2 separate regions of the Homo sapiens genome follow, and region 2 is linked to region 1. Evidence: read pairs that join two places in POLR2A ChIA-PET (ENCODE). Cell type or tissue: OCI-LY7. All regions are shown on one strand. Links, peaks and the distances in the headings refer to the core of each region. The heading gives the core; the rest is flanking DNA.

Region 1 (2,813 bases), core at 292-2,791:
TAATAATAATAATAATAAACATTAAAATTAAAAAATCTATTTTGTTTGTTCATTAGTCCCATTTAAAATTACCCAGTGCAGAATGTGAACCACCTAGTCAATTTGACTGCTTTCCTGAGCATCAACCTGTAAGAAATCAAGACAGAAGATAATTCTCATAAAAATTCCCTCCCTAGGGAACTCCCGGAAAGAAATTGTCAGAACATGAGTTTTCTAGTTAAAAGGAAACAATGTTGCAACTAACTCAAATCAATAAATGACTACCTCCATCATCCCTGTAGCCACGTGTGTGGAAATATGCTGGCAGCACAGCCAGTATTTGTGCTAACATTAGCACACTCAAGGAAAATCAAACTGTGCTCCTTAAGGCTGTCAGGCCCTCTTAAAAGCTTTCCCCTCCCACGATCTCTTAGATGAGACTGACATCTATGCAGAGTAATGGAAGAAGGCAAAGTCCTTTTTCATCTCCAAGGACTATGGCTAATAATGGCTACTCCCCAGATAATTGTATATAGTATCTGCCTAGATTAACAAACAGGAGATTGAGTAAAATCGAGGAAATCCAGTAGATGACACAGCCAACCTTTCCGGAATCAGGATCTTTTACATTTAGTGTTCCCTCTGCCTGAAACCCAGTTTTCCCCACATATTTACATAGCCAGCTGCTTCTCACTGAAGCTCCCTGGTGGGGCCTTCCCTGACCACTCCTTCTAAAGCAAGATCCACACGCCTGCCTTCCACAGTGATGTAACCACCCATCTGATAATAACCACACGCTTCTAAAAATCTTGATTCTTTCTTTTTGCTCTCTATCCCACTTGAATATAAATCCCACGAGAGCAAGCACCTAGTTTGTCTAGTTCCCTGCTGCAGGACCAGGTCTCAGACAGTGCCTGGCAGGAGGTGGGTGCCCAGTAAATATTTGTGATCTAATGAGCAAATGCAGGACCTGAGTAACCCGAGGCAGCGGGCCTACAGTGCCTGAAGTCTGAAGACCATTTCTCAATTGCTTCTTTTTTTTTTTTTTTTTTTGAGACGGAGTTTTGCTCTTGCTGCCCAGGCTGGAGTGCAATGGCGCAATCTCAGCTCACTGCAACCTCCACCTCCCGGGTTCAAGCGATTCTCCTGCCTCAACCTCTCAAAGAGCTGGAATTACAGGTGCCCACAACCACACCTGGCTAATTTTTTTGTATCTTTAGTAGAGACGGGGCTTCACCATGTTGGCCAGGCTGATCTCAAACTCCTGCCTCAGCCTTCCAAAGTGCTGGGATTACTGGTGTGAGCCACCGCGCCTGGCTGCTCCATTTTAATGGGTTAAATCCCCCATAAGCAAGTTAAAAGCAAGTATTGTGGCAATTAACTAGAGAATTCAGATGCAAAAAAAAAAAAACAAACCACTTTGACCTCAAATATCTGTTTCAAGAGAACGTTAATCTTTCAGTTCCTTAAATTCTTGACTTTACTTTGTATGTGTAAATCTGGCTAGAAGCAGCTTCTTTTCTACTGACAGTGAGCAAAAGATTTTTTTCTCCTTCCTCAATAATTGGGGAATTTTCAAGGCCAGGTGTGGTGGCTCACACCTGTAATCCCAGCACTTTGGGAAGCCAAGGCGGGCAGATCACTTGAGGTCAGGAATTCGAGACCAGCCTGGCCAACATGGCGAAACCCTGTCTGTACTAAAAATACAAAAAATTAGCCAGGCGTGGTGGCACGTGCCTGTAGTCCCAGCTACTCAGGAGGCTGAGGCAGGAGAATCGCTTGAAGCCAGGAGGCAAAGGTTGCATGAGCCGAGATCACTCCACTGCACTCTAGCCTGGGCAACAGAGTGAGACCCTGTCTCAAAAAAATAAAGTAAAACAATAATAATAATAAACATTGAATGTAAAGAGAAAAAAAAAGAGCAGGAAAGAGAGAGAACCAAAAATGTAAAAATTAATCCTATCTGAATCCATTAGCTGAGTTTCCCTGAAAGTGCTAGTGTCCTTACGAGAGGTGTACAATAAACATAACATCATGAGATGTAGTATTCACCTTGAAACTCAACTTTAAATAGTTCCTGAAAGAGCTCCTTTCTTTATGACGTCCCAGAATCTTAGAAATAAGGCATTTGATCAAAAGAAGGCATTATAGACTCCGAGTTCCAATGGCTTAGGGGTACCATAGGAAAACAATGTGTCAAGCCTCTGCAGGACAATAGGGTCCTGCTGGCCACAGGTGATGTAATTTAGCTTCAATAGCCTTTGCAGATCCGAGGCCCACGGGAGAACACTGGCCGGCAGCCCATGTGTGAGCATGCGGGCTTTTCCTCTTGAACATATTGCATGATTATGGAACAGTCCCTGGAGGATTGAGACTTTATAAACAACAAAAATAATTTTGACAGCTGGCGACAGAAATAATCACTTCTCTTTGTATTTCATTAGTATCAATGTCCACTTTGTTTGTTAATGTTCTTTCAAAACAGAAAATCTGCATGACTCAACTCAGCAAGTATATGTTATACTTTTTTCTCTAGTTAGCAACTGACTATTCAGAGTTTGAAGGTGGACAAGATGGTCACAGTTGTCTCAAAAATACTCAACTTTCCCAGATGGAAGAAATTTGGAAAAATTCAACAGAATGTCAAAATGTTTATAAGAAGTCTGAGATGAGAGAACTTTGTGACACAGAACAGATAGACAAAATAAACAAATGCAGTCCTTTGCCACCTCTTAGGTCTCATTACAAACCCCTTGAGTCCCTGAACTGTGGGCCTGAATTTTCTCAACCAGGGAGAGAGTGGAGGTGAACCAAAAACTAACACCAAAAGTGTA
Region 2 (2,813 bases), core at 109-2,608, 220 kb before region 1:
GTGGCTCTACTTCCTATTAGCCGGTAACCTCAGACAAATCTCTGAGTCTCCATTTCCTAATTTATAAAATGAAGATCATATTACAGTGTTGTTATAAGGATTAAATTTAAAAGCAGAGTCTATGACACCTATGATAGTAAACAAAACTATCTACCCTTTATTGAATGCTTATTGTATCTAGACTTTATGCTAAGTATTTTATAAATGTTATTTATTTAATCTTCCAATAACTCCATCAGACAGGTTTTATTACTCCCAGTTTATAAGAAACAGATTTAGAGAATCTATGCAATCAGTCCAAGTGACACAGACAGTGAGACATAGAGTGGAAAAGTGAATCCTGATCCACACATTGCTCATGATCCACATTGCTCACATGGCACTGGGTCAGTCCACCAGGTAATACGGAGTTCATGCTCTTTCACAAGACTGCAGAAACTGATACTGGGAACCAGTATCACTGATGTAAATCACTAGTCAAAACTGAGATTTGCCTGAGTTCAATATACTTTGTAGTTCACATAAATATTTCAGTATAAATATGACTATCTCCTCTCTGTCCACTGTTGGAGGGTCTCTCATGTTTCTGCACATCTTGCAAGCAGAGCCACTACAATCTTTTCAGAACAGTGAATAGGTCAGTCAGGCAAGAAGCAAGCAGGAATTGTACAGGGAGTTCTCCTGGAGGGGCCACAAGAGAGAAGGGTTAGCCAGGTCATCCTTAATCAGAAAGGCGATCAGCACCACGAAAGCCCCAGCGGCCATTGGGCCCTACAGTCAAGCTGTGTTAGTCAGGACAAACTTACATTTCAGGACAGATAAGCATGAACCCTTTAAGTGGACAGCTTGTGCCAAGAGGGCTTGTTTAGCAAAAGAAGCTAAGCAAGAACATGAGTAAAATTCTGAAAGCTGCAGGCTGTGACTTCACTAATGCAGTAAAAACAACTGTTTTGTTGGCTGACATAAATGACTTCCCTACTGTCAATGAAATCTACAAACAGTACTTCAAGAGTAGTTTTCCTGCAAGTGCTGCTTACCTGGTTGCTGCTTTGCCCAAAGGAGGCCAAGCTGAAATTGAGGAAGTAACTGACCAAGCACCTCTCACAACGGCATGACTATAAGTGGCCCGGTGTTATTTAGTCTGAAATTTTTCACATCTTGACTTTTACAATTGATATAACATCTTAATTTTTAGAACTGATGAAAATGTGAGTTTGACTAAAATATCTGAAGTTATTATGGAAATACCATAGAATATGGAGAGCTAAGCACGAGTTGAAGATTAGATGATTAATCCAGTTACTGATGTAATAAATTATTATTATTTACACCCATATTACTGAATGTAGGAAAGAGATACTCATTACCAAAGAGCGACTCAAATAAATAAAAGGAAAATAATAAGTAGGAAAGATGAGTTATTTTTTCTAAGAAATAAACGAGCACACCTAATTCAAACTAATTTAATGACATGAAACATTTTGTTCTCATGTCAGATGTGTGACTCTGCTTTTATTTGGGTAAAATTAAAGTATTTAAATTGGAATGGTAGAGGTCAAGAAGAAAGTGGACCAAAATTGTAGACAGATAATATTTTTCTAATGGAAATAAAATAGACATGCAGATTAAAAAAAAACAGTGAATAAAATTTGAAATTAGACACAGTGTCCCCCTCCAGGGCAAAGGGCAGGTTTACTTATAAACAGGAAGAGAGAATGAGTGTCTCCCTAAAAGTAAAGGACATGCATAGTTACTGCCCATTATAAAACATTAGGGTTCCTTAAGCTTAAAATCACGGTCCTGTAACATAACTCACTGCAGATGTAGGTGTTTACTGGCCTGCTTCACATTGCCCTGTGAGTATTGGGGTTCATGGAACCAGCACAAGGAAAATAATGGCTACTTGGCTACTGCATGGCTGTTAATAATAAACTATACTTTGTCGCTAATCCAGAGGTCATGAAACTGTAGCTGGCCAATTTGTTAGCTTGCAAGTATGGCAAAATCTCAGGCTCTTCACAGTTCTTGGCAACCTTCTCCCTACCTCAACACACACATTTGGAATATAAGCTCAGCTAAAACAGAGTCCTTGCCTATCTTTTTCACTGCTTTATCTGCAGTATGTAAAACATTTTCTGTTCACAGTGGATACTCAATAAATGTTTGTTAAATGACTAGAAGAGAATAAAGCATTCCTATTTATTCACTTAAAACTAAGCAGTGATCAACTGTATCTGTAGGCCTCTGTGCAAACAACTTATTAGACTGTTTTAACTGCTTGTATTTTATGTTACTTCTAAACTCTATATCCTAATGATTATGTTTGATCACCTGTATAAAAATATATGTAAGAATGTGTAATTCTTGCCACATAACTCATTATTTAAAAACTTAAAAACACCCAAGAAGTAATCTCTTAGATATCACTATCTAAGTGATACCTAGATCTGCTCACAGGTCTAGGAAATACTGCTGTGTACTATTGTCACTTGCACCCTTGCAGTAACCCCTGAGCCACCACAACAAGGATTCAAGAAGCCCCAGTATCGCCACAGAACTCCCTGGCTCCCCTTTAGTGATTAACAACATTCTCCCCCTTTCCACTGGTCACCTTGATCAGACTTTTCCAGTTCTCATCCTGTTCTCTATGGAGAACTTGGAATATAGGAGATACACAACATGGAATATGAAATATGGAAACCACTTGTCAAGAGTTTGATAAGTAGCAGAGATATGCTTCACTCTAAGCAGTGTTGGTAAATGAATCAGTGTTCGCAGTTACTTCATACACATCAGAGCATGTAGACAGCTTT

What was found. ChIA-PET counts read pairs that join two places held together with the same protein. Peaks named below come from ENCODE experiments on the same cell type or tissue, not always from the same donor. Only the 100,000 strongest peaks of a DNase experiment are listed, where the experiment ranks them.
Region 2: POLR2A ChIA-PET joins it to region 1 with 5 read pairs; 6 of 35 experiments call an interaction of 5 or more read pairs at or near these places.

Annotation. Positions count from the first base shown.
Region 1 is chr1:199,976,372-199,979,184 of GRCh38, forward strand. No RefSeq gene overlaps it. Among named protein-coding and RNA genes, the nearest start is that of NR5A2, 50 kb to the right of the region's middle. In OCI-LY7, for the core only: no CTCF peak of the experiment used is centred there; DNase peaks (open chromatin) are centred at 850 and 1,430; H3K4me3 peaks cover 1,697 bases; H3K27ac peaks cover 2,500 bases.
Region 2 is chr1:199,751,776-199,754,588 of GRCh38, forward strand. It overlaps the pseudogene RIDAP1. Among named protein-coding and RNA genes, the nearest start is that of NR5A2, 270 kb to the right of the region's middle. In OCI-LY7, for the core only: no CTCF peak of the experiment used is centred there; no DNase peak of the experiment used is centred there.